2 separate regions of the Homo sapiens genome follow, and region 2 is linked to region 1. A link is a loop called in an ENCODE intact Hi-C map of the cell type or tissue named here. Cell type or tissue: mammary epithelial cell. All regions are shown on one strand.

What was found. Hi-C counts contacts between places; a loop is a spot of excess contacts. Peaks named below come from ENCODE experiments on the same cell type or tissue, not always from the same donor. Only the 100,000 strongest peaks of a DNase experiment are listed, where the experiment ranks them.
Region 2: it touches region 1 in a loop (2.3-fold over the local background); 2 of 110 quality-filtered maps call a loop at or near these places.

Annotation. Positions count from the first base shown.
Region 1 is chr20:57,044,075-57,052,074 of GRCh38, reverse strand. No RefSeq gene overlaps it. Among named protein-coding and RNA genes, the nearest start is that of BMP7-AS1, 170 kb to the left of the region's middle. RefSeq lists an enhancer at 6,855-7,356. In mammary epithelial cell, CTCF peaks have their summits at 3,620 and 4,609 (motif pointing right); no DNase peak of the experiment used is centred here.
Region 2 is chr20:56,981,349-56,989,348 of GRCh38, reverse strand. It overlaps LOC105372683 (a long non-coding RNA gene), which reads right to left. Exons shown (of 4, transcript XR_936898.3): 3 at 3,987-5,593; 4 at 3,545-3,889. Among named protein-coding and RNA genes, the nearest start is that of BMP7-AS1, 230 kb to the left of the region's middle. In mammary epithelial cell, no CTCF peak of the experiment used is centred here; a DNase peak (open chromatin) is centred at 3,868.

The DNA.
Region 1 (8,000 bases):
CCATTTCTAAACCTAAATATTGCCTCAATCCCTCAAGCTGCCTCAAGTCCAGGTTTGAGTTTCAGTCCCCTGCCTTCCAGTTGACACTGGGGGCACCTTCTTCGTCCTATTGAGTCTTGGGAGTTCCCTCTGTACACAGCCTCTCAGGGCTGTCCTCCAAATTGCATTAAATGGCATGCCATATGCAAATGACACTCAACAAATAATAGTTGTTCGGTGAAGAGTAGCTCCTTCCCTGGCCTGATTTAGCCTTATTTGCCCTCATAGCTCATCTCTTCTTCCACAGTTTCAGCTCCTGGAGAGCAGATTCCTGATTCTGCAATCATGTGTCACATAAAGATGTTTCAGTCAATGACAGATTACATATATGATGGGCTGCATATACTGTATAAGATGGAGTCCCATAAGATTATAATGGAGCTGAAAATTTCCTATTGCCTAGTGACAGTGTAGCTGCCATGATGTCATAGTGCAATGCATTCCATTTTCTATGTTTAGTTATGTTTCAGTACACAAGTACTCACCATTGTGTTACAGTTGTCTACAGTGTTCAGTATAGTAACATTCTGTACAGGTTTGTGTCCTGGGAGCAGTAGGCCGTACCAGGTAGCCTAGGTGTGTGGTAAGCTATACCTTCTATATACCATTTAAGTTCATGTGAGTACATGCTACAGAGTTCACAGAGCGACAAAATCACCTAAGGATTCTGTTTTCAGAATGCATCTGCATCGTTAGGCAATGCATGATTGTACTTTGAACCTGGCCCGGTGCTCAGAGCTGTGCAGGAATTGGAAAGGCAAGTGACTCAAATAGTTTCCAACACAATCAGTCACCATGTCCTGGTATGATCTCCATAGCAGTGAGCCCAGCAGTTAGATGTGGGACTGGGGAGTCAGTCAGGATTACCTTTCAACTGGTTCTCAAATTCAGGAACAGTGCCTCTAACCAGGTGGCCCCAGCACAGTCCCTGTGTTGCTACTGGGGAACTGTGCAAAGTGTGTCATGGTTTTGTCCTGGTTGGACCCCATAAACACTCGAAGGCAACCAGACTGACTTTGAAAGCAGAAGGTCCTAGTTTTTTGGGGTCCAGCCCAAAACATTAGCCTTGGGGCCATGTTTTCTTTTTTCATTTTATTTATTTTAAGAGATAAAATCTTGCTCTGTCATGCAGGCTGGAGTACCAGTGATCACTGCTCACAGCAGCCTCTAACTCCTAGGCTCAAGCTATCCTCCCACCTCAGCCTCTTGAGTAACTGGGACTGCAGGTGTGTACCACCATGCCTGGATAAGGGGCCATGTTTTGTTCCAACACAGGCATTCTGATCTTGTCCTTTTAATGGAAAGGCCATCAGAAGTTTGGGATATGGATTCCGTAGGAATGAAGTTTAAAACACAAAATGACTCCAGCTAACATGTGTTCAAGGGCTTACTAAGTGCCAGGCTTTGTACTAAGTGCTTAATATGAAGTATGTTCGGACACCATCAAAACAATGTTATGAAAGGCAGTCTTCCTCCCTTATCTGTGGGGGATGCTTTCCAAGACCCCCCAGTGGATGCCTAAAGTCACAGATAGTACCAAACCCTATGTACGTTTTTTCCTGTACAGTAAAGGGCAGATAGTGTGGCCAATGTGGACACCCTGGACCAAGGGAGTACTCACATCCCGGTGGGACAGAGCAGGATGGCTCAGGATTTCATCACACTACTCGGAACAGTATACGATTTAAAACGTACAAATTGTTTCTTTCTGGAATTTTCTAGTTTCAGAATATTTTTGGACCGCAGTTGACTGCAGGTAGCAGAAACCTAGGAAAACGAAACTGCCAATGGGGGACCACTGTATTCCTATTATCATGCCTGTTTTGCACAGGGAGAAACCGAGGCTCCCAGAGGTTAAAAAGCTGCCCAAGATCACACAGGTAAGCAAGTGGCTGAGTCAGGGCTCCGACCCGGGCCATGAAGCCCCATCTCAGCTGCTGTGGATATTGCCTGCTGCAAGCTCACTGTGTCAGCACCCACCAAAGATATACGCCGTGGAAGGGCCCAGTGAGAAAGCAGTGACCATGTTTTGGATTTCTCTCCAGGTAAATATTTTTTCAAACAGGCCTTCCATGTGGAAAGGAATCACCAGATCAAATACAGAATAGCCAGTTAAATTGGGTGTTTAGATAAACAATGAATAACTTTTTTTACTGTAAGTATGCCCTGACTTGCTTGTGCTGAGAAGAAGAGTTACTCATTGTTTATCTGCAGTTCAAATTGACCTGGACATCTTATATTTTATCTGCTCTGTCTCTGGCCACGCTGCTGGGCAGGCTTGACCACACACATCTGCGGAACTCTGGGTCTCCGCCGTACGAGTGGCATAGACGCCATCCTCAATGCAGATCCCCATCAAACCTGGAAAAAATAAAATAAGGCCTCCCAGGTAACTGTGAGACCTATAGGTGCTTGTTAGTTTCCTAAGCTGCTCAAGCTGCCGTGCTCTGACAGCTGTACTTGTGCTTTGCGGCGTAATTTACAGGCCCGCTGGAGGGGATGGCAGGGTGGGACCCTGCTCCTCTTATTTGCTGCCAAGATTTGGGGCTACCAGTTGCTCTTGTCAATCTTTGGCTTAATTATTTAGCAGTTGTAAAGGACTCATTAAAAACGCCCAAGTTTATTGGAAACACCTCCCGCCGCTCGGAGGCAGGCCAAATCGGGAGCCCGTGTACCCACATGTTCAGGTTGAGCCCAACAAAATTGCTGACTTTAATTACACTACTTGGTCTAGAAGGTGGTGAGAGTGGGGGGTGGGGGGAGGCATGGATGATGAGTGGGAAGCGAAGCGGAGGAGCGGCCCTGGAATCTCAGGGACAGGTCTTCAGAGGGTGCGATGCTGTGTGCTGACCCCATCCCAAACCCCCACCCCACTGGTTTCAGGCTCAGGCCAGCCCCTGTCGCGCCCCAGAGGTGGGCCTGCCCCTCTCCAGACCTCCAGGCTCTTCCTGCCTCCCTCATGCCTCTGGTGGGCCTGGTGAGTGTGGCTGTTCTCTTTTGTCTGAGTACTCATTGCCTGGATTTTATTACTTGAATAAATATCAAAACAAAGAAGAAAATCCTTCAACCAGCTCTGTCTTCATTTTCCACACATCCTTCCAGCCACGGGTTCCAGCCACAGGTTCATCCCCCAAGCTCCTCCAGAGGGGGTGTGTGGGAGCCCATGGAGGTGCTGGCCATGATCTCCCTGATGGCCCAGGTGACACACAGTGATGGAGCCCCTCTCCAGGCAAGGAGGCACCTTGGAGAGCAGGCTACCTTTTCAGAGTTCCCACCCCAGCTGTGCCTGTCTGGGCCCCTATTGTTGAATGAATGGAGATGTTACTCCCAATTTTGTCTTTCAATCATAATACTAGCCTCCTTTGTGAACCTTTTTTTTTTTTTTCAGTATGTGCCTATTTCTTTAGGCTGGCGCCCCAGGTTGGAATTACTGGGTGAAGATGAAATCACAGGTGGGGACTCTGATCCTTTATCACCTCTCCTGGGCCACCACCCTCTCACCTGGGCGTTCCATCGGCCTCCTCCCTGGGCTCCCTGCTGCCCTCCTGGCCTCTGGGCTGCCCATTCTCAACTTGGCAGCCAGGGGGTGCTGCTGCAACCAAAGTGTGATCTTAATGCTCCAGCCCCTGCAATGGATTCCTCCCCTCTCAGGGTGACAGCAAGGTCATCGCAGTGACTTATAAGCGGAGCAGAGCCAAGCCCTAGAGCAGAATTTCTCAACTACTGCACTTTTGACATTGGGCTGGGCCGTTCTCTGAGCAGGGGCTGCCCTGGGCATTGCAGGGTGTTTAGCAGTATCCCTGGCCCCCACCCACTCGATGGCAAGTAGTACTCCCCAAATTATGACAATGGAAAAATGTCTCCAGATGTCGCCAGATGTCCCCTGAGAACCGCAGGTGACGAGAGCCTCTGACTTCCCCTCCTCCCCTCCCTCCGGCACTTCGCTGTGGCCACGCTGGCGGTCTTGCTGTTTCTTAAGCCCTCAGCAGCTTTGCACTGGCTGTTCCTTCTCCCGGATGAGCCCTTCCCCAGATACCTGCCTGGCTCAGGCGTTGCCTTTTTAATGTCGTGACTCAAATGTCCCCTTCTCATTGAGGCCTGCCTGGACTCCCTCTTTAGAATAGCACCGGGCCCCCGTGACTTTATCAGGCTTTGTTTCCAACAAACTTGTCACCAGACACACTGTATTTTTATTTACTTATTAAGTAACTGGAACGCTGTCTCTGTCTCTCTGCCGGGATGTAATATCCAGAAGGGCAGGGATTTTTGTCTGTTTTCCTTGCTGCTGTGGCACCGGTGCCTGTCCCAGCACAGTACCTGGCCCCTAGCCAGGGCTCACTGAACGTCGCTTGAGGAAGAAACAAGGGATGACCTTTGATGCCAGAGTCAGAAACACGGTTTTTGGTGCCGCATGTCCGCCCCTCTCTGTGGACAGGGGGAGGCGGTGGGGAAGGCCCAGGTCTCCCAGAGCAACTGGTTTTGCTCCCTGAGGGGCTTGCTGGCCTCCTGGGGTGGAGGTGTCACCAGGGGCAGGATTCCTGCTGAGCAAGTGAAACACCCGCTGCAGGCAGCAGAGGGTGCAGCTGAGAGTTGGTCACGATTGCACTTCCGACTTTGGAGACCCAGAACCACTCCAGCGGAGGCCCTGGGGGAGCCCCTTCCCTTTTGGAGGAAGGAAAGGGAGACCTCTGTTTGCTGGCTGAGTCGGGGTGTGAAGCAGGTTGGGCAGGATGAGGAGGCCGAATTGGGAAGGAGGGGGAGGTGGGGGCTGGATTTAAATGGGGCCAGGCCTGAATTTCATCTCAGCAACTGCTCCGTAGGCCCCAGCTTTAAGAGGGGGTTCGCCCTCCACCCGCACATCCAAGACTCGTTGGAGCACTGGGGTGTGGTCTCCGGACAGTTCACAGGGATCTGCATTCCTGAGGCTGGGGGTGGTCAACGGATGGTCAAGATGAGCATGTCCCAATCAATGGAGGGCCTCCTTCCCCCTCCATGCAGGGTCTCTGTGCAGGGCGCTCGCCCAGGGCTTTGTCTGGGTCCTCTCCAGTTACCCACTCCAGAGGGGTCTCTGTGATGCGTCCTCGGCCACCCACCAGCATCACTAGTCCACAGGAGAGCATGTGAGGAGGGGAACCCCCGCCTGCACCCTGTGCCTGATGGCTCATTTGCTTCCATCCCTTCCTAGCAGCACTAGGAGGAGTCACTCTCAGGAGACCCACTTTATAGCTGAAGATACTGAGGACCAGAGAGGTGAAGTCTCCTGCCTAAGGTCACACAGCCCCTCAGTGGAGAAACAGAGATTCCAACTACAGTTCACTTCCCAGAAGTTTCCAGGACTTGAGCTTGAGGGTGAGGCAGGAGAAATCCTACTGAGAGCTTCTTTCCTCCTCCACTCACCAGCCCTGTTCTAGGGGCTTTGGACCTTGCTACTCAAAGTGTGGCCAAAGCCCATAGCATCAGCCTCTCCTGGGAGCATGTTTGAAATGCAGGTTCTTGGCCGGGCACAGTGGCTTACAGCTGTAATCCCAGCATTTTGGGAGGTGGAGGTGGGCGGATCTCTTGAGTCAAGGAGTTGGAGACCAGCCTGGGCAACACAGCAAAACCCTGTCTCTAAAAAAAAAAAAAATACAAAAAAATACAAAAATTAGCCAGGTGTAGTGATGAGCACCTGTAGTCCCAGCTACTCAGGAGGCTGAGGTGGAAGAATCGTTTAAGCCCCGGGGGCAGAGGTTGCAGTGAGCCGAGATTGTGCCACTGTCCTCCAGCCTGGACTGACAGAATGAGGCCCTGTCTCAAAAAAAAAAAAAAAAAAAAGAAGAAGAAAAGAAAAAAAAGAAAGAAAGACAGAAAGAAAGAAAGAAAGAAAGAAAAGAAAAGAAAAGAGAAAAGACAAAGAATTGCAGGTTCTCAAACCAGCAACTCGTTTTAACAAGATTGTCCCTCATTCTCAAACTTTACCTTTGAATCATCCCCCATGGGTCTGGAGTGGGGCCCAAGAATCTGCATTTCTCTCCAGGTGATGCAATAGCGAAGTTTTGTTCGCAGGGTCTTACTGTTCCCTGGCAGAGGGGGACCTCCAACAGATCGAGATAGCTGAGAAGAAGGCTGGTAAGACACAAGAAGCAATTCTGGACCTGGGCTTCTTGAACTTGAACATGCACCCGAATCACCTGGAGGACTTGTTAAAACGCAGAGTGCAGAGGGATGGGGGGAAAGAATGTGCATTTCTTTTTTTTCTTTCTTTTTTTTAATTATTATTATACTTTAAGTTTTAGGGTACATGTGCACAATGTGCAGGTTAGTTACATATGTATACATGTGCCATGCTGGTGCGCTGCACCCACTAGCTCGTCATCTAGCATTAGGTATATCTCCCAATGCTATCCCTCCCCCCTCCCCCCACCCCACAACAGTCCCCAGAGTGTGATGTTCCCCTTCCTGTGTCCATGTGTTCTCATTGTTCAATTCCCACCTATGAGTGAGAATATGCGGTGTTTGGTTTTTTGTTCAAGAATATGCATTTCTAACAAGTTCCCCGATGCTGCTGATGCTGCAGGCCCGGGGACCCCACTTCAAGAACCACTGCTCTAGCCCTACAGGTGAGCTACCAGTGCATAACATGGTGCTCAGGGATTAGGGTGGTCAGAGACCCAAGTCTGCAGGGCTCCAGTTCCAGCCATCCCCTGCCTGGAGCCTCCTCTAGGGACCCTCGGAGGATGGCCCAAGCTGGGTGAGGTGAATGGCTGCCCCATACTCCCCACACAACCGGCACAAACTCTGCTCTGCCTGATGCTCCAGGTTCAACCAGGAGATCCTCCAGCATCTCAGCATCTTCGTCCACATCCCACAGCAAGCACACCTCTGCTCTCATGGACAAGGGCCCCTGGGGGCGCTGAGGGAGCTCGTGTCTCAGGTGCTGAAGGTGAATGATGTGCCACCCCAGGTGTAGCTGGAGGGAGGTGGAGGCAGGAGGCTGGGTGGAGGCTGCAGGTGGGCAGGGTCCAGATGGCCCAGAGCCCAGCTGGTGTTGATTTGCAGCTGATGTGTCCTTTTAGCATCATCCAAGCTGGCTTCAGAGTCACCGCACTCACAGTTCATGTCTGTTCTCCAAATTAGAGCATCACTGTTATTTCGAAGTACGTGGTATGGAAAAGTTCAGTTTGGAATTCTTGCATACAATCGTAAGAAATTACAATATTTTATGTTGTTAAAAGAATCTTTGGATTCTTTCAATATAATTTTCACCTGTTCTTTTATGTTCCTTTTTTGAATATTGTTTTAAAAATGATTTTAAAAAATATATTCCTTATTTATTCAAAATTTCTCATAAAGAGTGGCAATTAGTAATTTCCAGATATCCCTAACAAAATTCTTGCTGAGAAATTGTGTGCTATCATGTCAAGCATAAAATCTGGCATAAGCTAGGAACCTATATGGAAGCAAGTTCAAGTTCTTTTTTTAAGGTAAGAAGATTTTATTTGGAAGCTTTAAACAAAACTCAGTATTAAATATACCCCGTAATCCTTTGTATTTTGTCTTTATTATCATTACACAGTACTTTAAATGCCATGAAGCTTTTCACCAAGCCTCATAACGGACTCCCCAGAGCCTGGCTGCCTAAGCCCAGGACACTGTCTAGATGCTACCATTTTCTATACATGCGGTGTTGCCAAGAGGCAAGAGCTGCTCCAGAGAAGAGGGGCTAGACTCGGGTCCAGCACAGGGCTTGGCATGTAGAAAGTACTCAAAAGATGGAAACGTGGGTTTGAATGAATACATTCAGGCTTTCTTTTGGCATAGAAGAAAAATCAGTGCATCTTTGCTTGGTCTTTCACAGGGCCCCAAATATCCATATCCAGAAGGGCAGGGATTTTTGTCTGTTTTCCTCGCTGCTGTGGCACCAGTGCCTGTCCCAGCACAGTACCTGGCCCCTAGCCAGGGCTCGCTGAACGTCGCTGGAG
Region 2 (8,000 bases), 63 kb after region 1:
CTCATCAACCTCGCTTTGATGTGAGTCTTTTTTTTTTTATCTTTGAGACAGAGTCTTGCTCTGTCGCCCAGGCTAGAGTACAGTGGTGCAATCTCGGCTCACTACAACCTCCACCTCCCGGGATCAAGCTGTTCTCCAGCCTCAGCCTCCCTAGTAGGTGTGATTACAGGTGCCCACGACCATGTCAGGATAATTTTTGTATTTTTAGTTAGAGACGAGGTTTCCTTATGTTGGCCAGGCTTGTCTCGAACTGCTGACCTCAGGTGATCCGCCCCACATCAGCCTCCCAAAGTGCTGGGATTATAGGTGTGAGCCACTGTGCCCAGCCTGATGTGAGTCTATAATTGATTATTTAATGGGAAAAAAAGCCAGGTTAGGTTCTGGGCTCCAGCGAACACAACCAGGACTAGAGAGAGGCCTTGAAATAGGAAAGTGGGGGCCAGAGAGGCAAGAAATATTAACAATGTGGAAACTTACTTAGAGAGTATTTGTCTTTCAAATGATCTGATCCTTTTGTCCGGGGCCATTACAATCTGGAGGAGAGGATTTTTCAATTAGAGAAATTAGTGCCTTCCCTTCGTGACTGGCTTCAGATTCAGACCCAGAAGGAAGAAAGTGTTCTTGAATTCCATGAAGTAAAAGAGACAGTTTCCATGATGTAAGCCGAGGAGGGTAGAGACTTGGCAAGACATCAGGTCAGATATCTTTTTGCGGGAAAGGGGTCCCAGCCAAGACTAAATTAGAATCCACTCTCTGTTGGAGTCAAAGCCTCGGTTGATCTGCAGAGGGACAGTGTGGGAGGCAGTGCTCTGAGCGTGGGCCCTTGGGCAGAGGGAACAGGAAGGTATCTGTCCCCCTGGGGGACCCCCGCGATGGAGCTCACTCCATCTAGAAAGAGGGGCTGCAGCTGAAGCCAAGGGAAATGCTCTCTCCAGGGATCCCGAGGTTCTGGAAAAAGCTTCATCGCTTTGTGGCCAGGCAACTGAGTGTGGCCGCCTTTAGGAGAAGGCGGAGGCAGCACAGCCTGGGTGGTACGTTGGTGTCTGGGTGACCTCAGGAAGCTGGGACATAGTGCCCAGGGCAGGGAAGCAACGTCTTCACGGGGCCACGGGACAGGAAATCAGGAGAGCGGGAGAGCTGGAAGGGATCTCACTCCGCAGCCTCATTTTAGAAAAACAGAAACTCAAGCCCACAGGGGAAGCCTCTATAACAACTCACGCTGATGTCGGCAATGGCAGAAGCAGAGATAAGACCAGGCGCGGTCTGAGCCCTGCATGAGTCACAGCTCAAACGACTGTCACAGCAATAATAACACTGTTATTCCCTCCGCTTCACGGGTGAAGAAACTGAGGCACAGAAAGTTGAAACATCGTGCCCAAAGCCAGAATTGGCCCCATGAGCTGTGAGTTGGGCGTCCACGGGGTCTCCCAGCCTCAGTGTTACAGAAACGACCCACCGGAGAGAAATTCTGTTCTTCCTTTGGCTGTTAAATCTCAAGAAATGTGATCTTTCCTTTATTCTAGTCTTAAATTTTAATTTGTTTTATTTAGCAACGAATAAAACAAATTTGTTCCTTTTAAAAAAACAAAATCAGATGCAGAAACCCAATATGAGAAATGGATAAAGATAGAGCAGCTTCTAATTAAAAAAAAAAAAAAAGATAATTTTCTTTTACTTATCAGATCGGCAAACATTGTGAAAGTTGATAATCTCCAGTGCTGGGGAGAGTGTGGGAAAAACCAGCACTCTCATGACTGTGGTGTTCACGGGAGTGCATGTTTGCTGCAAGATTTTTGGAGAGCAATTGGGCAATGTCTGTGAAACATCAAGAGCCACATTCCCTCTGACCCACCAATTTCTCTTCTAGGAATTTACCCTACGGATACTTGCGGTGGAATCACAAGAGGTATGTCCAGGGATGCTCATCATAGCATCATCTGCGATGGCAAAAATGCTGAAGACGACCTATTAAGTCCATACACAGGGCAGTGGTTAAAACATGGAACTTTGTGCACTAGAAATCTCTGCAGATAGTCGACAGAAGGAATCAGATGTAAATGTGCTGATACAAAAAGATAACCTTTTAGTTAGGAAAGTGTGCTAGTCTTAAGTACACAGCTTGAGTAATTTTTCCATGTGTCTACACCCGTGTAACCATCAAGATCGAGATGGAACATTCCCGTCACTTGAGAGGGCTCCCTGTGCTCTTTAGAATCAGTCACGCCCTCTCCCCACACAAAGGAACCATTCTTCTGACTTTGGGGGCTGTTGAGTAGTTCTGCCTGTTCTTGAACTTCACAGAAAAGGAATCACATGGTGTGCGTTCTCTTATACTTGGCTTCTTTCACTTAGCATAATGTTCTTGAAATTCATCCATGTTATGTATACATGAGTGCTTTGTTCCTTTTCATTGCTATGTAACATTCTATTATAGGTTATAACACAATTTGTTATTCATTTACATATGGGACATTTGGGTTGTTTCTACTTTTTGACTAATATAGTAAAGCTGCTCTGAACATTCTTGTATGAGTCTTTTTGTGGACAAGCTGCTGAGGCAGTGGATAGGTGTATATTTAACTTTAATGAAAACTGCCAATCAGTTTTACAAAGTGGTCCAACTAATTTACAATTCTCACACCAGCAATGTATGAGAGTTCTTATTGCTCCCGGTCCTTGTCAACACTTACTAGTGTCAGGTTTTTTCTTTTTTTAGTCATTCTGGTGAGGGGTTCTCATTGAGGTTCAAAAAGATTTGTAATTTAAAAAATCAATATGCAAGACCATAGCTATATTATGACTTTTTTGAGTAATATTACATAATATAATACATATATGTATTTTACATATATAACAACATATTTTAACAATATATGCACTTATCTATAAAGAGGTTTTCAAAGAAAAGTTTTCTGAAATAATAAATATGTTACAAAGAAAAATTGGAATTGGGATAGGGAGGGAAGCTTTTACTTTTTGTTTATTTCTGTAATGTTTAATTATTTAATCATATCAGTCAAGTTTCAAAGCAAGAAATAGAAAACATTCCAGGGTTTAATGTAAGAAACACGGTGCTTGCAAGACCACTGGGAGCTTTGGGGACTGGAATCCAATGTGTTCTTCCAAGAAAGACTCCCATAGCATGCAGAACTGGCCTTGCATGGGGCTACAAACTCTGAGGTTGCCAATAGAACCACAGAGTTCGAGAGCACATGACCGTACCTGCTTCTCAACAATGAACAAGCTGGAAAATGCACAGGGGGTTGCAGCTGCAGTAAACCCCATCTCTCACATCCAAAAGGGGCAGGACAATGGCACCTGCCTCACCTTCCAAATTCCACACAGGTACATCCATTTAGCAGAATCTAATTCACATCCAGAAATCTAGCTGCAAAAGAGTCCAGGAAATATGATTTTCATCTTTATAGCCTCTGCCTTACAAGCAGGGATGCTAGAGGGAGGGTGGAATGGAGGTGGAGCATATTCATCAGAACACCTACCATGCTAACCTCGTGCAATTATATTAATGAAAGTAGGAGTTGTCTTGGGCTTAATCTGTACCAATTTTATTTTCTTCTTTACATTTTCATGTACAAAGACTACACATATGTGTGTATAAATTTTTGAACAAAAAGCAGAGTTGTTTCAAGCTGAATTGAAGGAGAAAGCAACCCTCACCTTTACTCCTCCCCAAGAAAGACCGAGAGACATCTCTTTGGAAGTCCCAGGGCTCATAGTAGTGGAGTTGAAAACCTCAACTCTGTGTTAGTTTGTTGATAAAAATCCACACTTCTGTAGCACCTTAGAATTCAGGTGCCAAAGTCAGTCAGCATCCCACTTGCCACTTTATTTATGACTGAGTCATGGATGAATCACTGGTTTGGCTTCTCTGTGTATCAAGAATAATGCAAGGAAGAAAATTAGTCAAGAAAGCTCCACCATAGGTGTCTTTTTTTAAAAAAAGCAATTGTAAATCAGATTCCTACCTGCTTGGCAAGTTTTCCTTCTCTAATGAATCCTTTTTGATTTCTCTGTGTGCTTCAGGTAGTTACTAGGTACACTGATTGTCTATTATTGATAAATTTTGAAGTCTAGCCAGGAACATTATGCAAGTTCCTTGGCCAGGACTCAGTCCTGTTACTGCTGAAAATGATTCTTTACAGCTCTTGGCTCTGTCTTCTGGGTTCTTGCTTCTAATCCCTGAATTATCTTTTCTTTTTCATAAAAGTAAACGTGTTTTTGCAGTTGAGTAGTTTATTTGCCAATAGAAGTCTTCAGTTCATCTTGTAGTGTTTCTTTTCTATTCAGTCAAAGCTGGCAATGTTTTTGCTAGTGAAATTCTCTTAAAATTTTTGCAAGTGTCCTATGAATCTTATTGACATTCACTCTGTTAGACAAAAGCTACACCCGCAAATCTCTTTTCTACTTTAGGATGCTATGAAGTGGCTGAAAGACTACACCTTGCATAGTTCTGAGGTCTAAACAAGAAAACCTTGCAGCCACACCTTAGTTTCATCTTTACGCTCTGTTTTTCTGGCTGTACTTTGGATTTTATCTTTGTCTCAAAATGTTTTTAAAATTTTCACATTGTCTGTTACCTTGACAGACTGGGCATTTTCAAACCCTGCAGTTTCTGCCTCTTTTGTAATAAATAGGTTTTTTTCTTCTTTAGCTTATCTTTCCTCTGATTTTTACTCAAAGTAGCAACGAAAATCAAGGTGGCACCTATACCACTCTGCCTGGAAATCTTTTTAGCTGGATCACCCAGTTCAGTAGGTACATTTTCTATTTTCCATGTTAACAAAATGTGCTAGATGTTCTGCTGTTCCATGGGTAAGAATCCCCTTTCTTCCAGCTTCCAGTAACATGTTCCTCAATTTTCTTCAAGATCTTACCAATAGCCTCCTTGAAGGCCATCATATTTCTGAAAACAGTCTCTTTAAGACCATTTAGGCTTTCCCTCACACTCTCTTCATGGTCTCTACAACTTTTTCCCACTCTTGGTCCCAAAACCACTCTCATATTTTTAGATTTTTGTTACAGCAGCATCTTGCTTCTAGGAACTAAATATTTATTAGTTATGCTTTGCTGCATAACAAGTTACCCCAACACTTAGGAACTTAAAAGAAAAATAATTGTTATCTCTTCTAGTTTCTCTGGTTCAAGAATTTGAGAGCACCTTGGATGGAATGTTCTGTTTTGGGAGCTCTAAGGGTGCATTCAGTTTTTAGCTGGGCTACATGCATCTGGCTGGAGCTAGGGACCCACTTCCAAGATAGTTCATTTCCTTGGCTGGCCAGTTGGTGTGGCTGTTGCCCAGCCTTCAGTTCCTCTCCATATGGGCCTCTCCACAGAGCTGCTTGAGTGTCCTCACAACATGGCAGCTAGCTTCTCACAGAGCAAGCAATCCAAGAGGCCAGGGCAGAAGCAGCAATGCCTTTTATGACCTGGCCTCAGAAGTCACATTATAATTTCCACTGTAGTCCTGATTCAACATTTGAGGGACAATATTGAGGAACAACACAAGCACATGAAGACCAGGTACTGCCGATCATCGAGGGCCATCTGCAAGGTTGGCTACTCCATCAGGAAGCTGGGAAACAAAAGTTATTTTAGAAATTAAAGTGAGAGTGCTACCTTCAGAGGGAGGACAGGGTTCCCTGTTGGAAGGAAATACTAGAAATGGAGTTTTGACTCCCTCTCTGAGCTTTCCTCTTCTTCTAGAATGAGTGTGAATTATGTATGTGCAGGGGAGTTTGATTGGCAGCTCCACTTAGCAGATTTGGGGCCTTTGGCAAGTGGCTATGTCTCTGGACCTCAGTCACTTCATCCATAAAACAAAGCTAATAATAGAACTTACACCATAGAGTCACTTAAAGATTAAATGAGAACATGTATATAAAATATTTACAAAGGATCTGGATGCAAAGTGCTTAGTAACTGTTAGCTGGCAATACCACAGCATGCAAATACAAATACTGCTCACAAAACACACCACAGCAATATTGGGGTTCTGACTCCATTGAGCTGTGGTTAGAATTTCATACAGGAACAGCAACTAAATGAAACATTAATTTGTTCATTCTCCCTTCAGATAATATCTGTGGTTCAATAGTTTCTGGGTGTTTTTAAAAGCCAATCCATCTATCAGCTAGTAACATTCTCAGGTTATAGTTGTTCTTTGCTACCTTAAAGAATTTGACATTCTTGTGATAGCAATCATACTATTGCTTTGCATTTATTCTGTTAAACAAATAAAAGCAGTAGACCTCAGTGTCATTGAGGAACAAGTACAGACTCTGAGCTGGAGGTGGGTTTTTTGGTGGGAGACAGGGGTCTCGCTCTGTTGCCCAGGCTGACGTGCACTGGTGCAATCATGGCTCACTGCAGATTCGACCTCCTGGGCTCCAACAATCCACCCCCTCAGCCCCCCAAGTAGCTGGGACTACAGGTGCACACCACCACTCCCAGCTAATTTTTGTGTTTTTTGTAGAGACAGGGTTTTGCCAAGTTGCCCGGGCTGGTCTCAAACTCCTAGGCTCAAGTGATCCTCCTGCCTTGGCCTCCCAAAGTGTTGGGATTACAGGCATGAGCCCCAGCATGTGGCCAAGCTGGAGGTTTTAAGGCCTCTATCAATTGGCTTCCCATTCCCCATCAGTAAGAACCTGGCTGCACCCACACAGGTCAGAGCTCTGCAGTAGGCATTCAGAGAAGAACACAGTGGAGGAAAAGGCCTCACGCCTTCTCCGTGGGGTTCCCAGTGGAGCTGGCCACACTGGACAACTACAAAGGCACTGAACACTGGGGAATCCTGAAGGGCCAACATCAAGGTCACCAACTTGAAATGCAGCAGCCCAGTTGGGGGTGAGCCTGTCACACCATACAGTGATGAAAGGCTACACAACAGGAACCACGTGGTATAGTGGTGAACAGATTCAGCTCTGGGTTCAAATTGCCTGGGTGCAAAGCTTGGCTCAAGCAATGACCTGTGGACGGCCTTGGGCAAATTTCATGACACCTAGGCCTCGATTTTCCTCTGTAAGTCTGTAAAATGGGGATGATGGTAATGATAGCCACCTCACAGGGTTGGAAATAAGATTATGCATGTTATTAAAGCATATTTTTAAAGACAAAATCATGACTCTTCTATAAATCTAAAACAAAGATTTTTACTTAACTCTTAAAATTAACCAGGCACTCAGTAAGATGTTACAAATAGTTCAAAGGATAATTCAAACACACACATAGATAGGCAATCAGAAATGCTGAAATGAATTTACCAATAGATGCAGAACTAGTTAATAGTCACAGAGCAAAAATAGTGTTTCCAGGGACAAAACATTTGCATTTCTACAGATGAAATCATCTGGCCGGCGCGGTGGCTCAGGCCTGGAATCCCAGCACTTTGGGAGGCTGAGGCGGGTCAATCACCTGAGGTCAGGAGTTCGACACCAGCCTGGCCGTCATGGTGAAACCCTGCCTTTACTAAGAATACAAGAATTAGCCAGGCACGATGGTGCACACCTGTAATCCCAGCTACTTGGGAGGCTGAGGCAGGAGAATTGTTTGAACCTGGGAGGTGGAGGTTGCAGTGAGCTGAGATTGCAACACTACACTCCAGCCTGGGCAACAGGATGAGACTATCTCAAAAAAAAAAAAAAAAAAAGAAAGAAAGAAAAGAAAAAAAAGAAAGCATCTGTATTACTATCAATAAAGACAATGAAAAGCAACGGCTCTTATAGAATCAGATAACTAAAGAGAATGTTAGAGATTTAGTAATCTTTTTCTGTCTATTTCATAATTCCTTTCTGACAGTGTAAACCACTTAGCACACGTCAAGTCTTCATAAACATCGTGATTGTGTTTGTTATTTCTTGCAAAGCAAGATTCTTTCCTACCCATCCTGTATTTTAGGGAAGGGAAGGAGGCAGAGAGGGTGGGAGGAAACAACAAACCAAGCTCATAACATTTTTTTGGCTGAGTTTGACACAGTTTGAGGT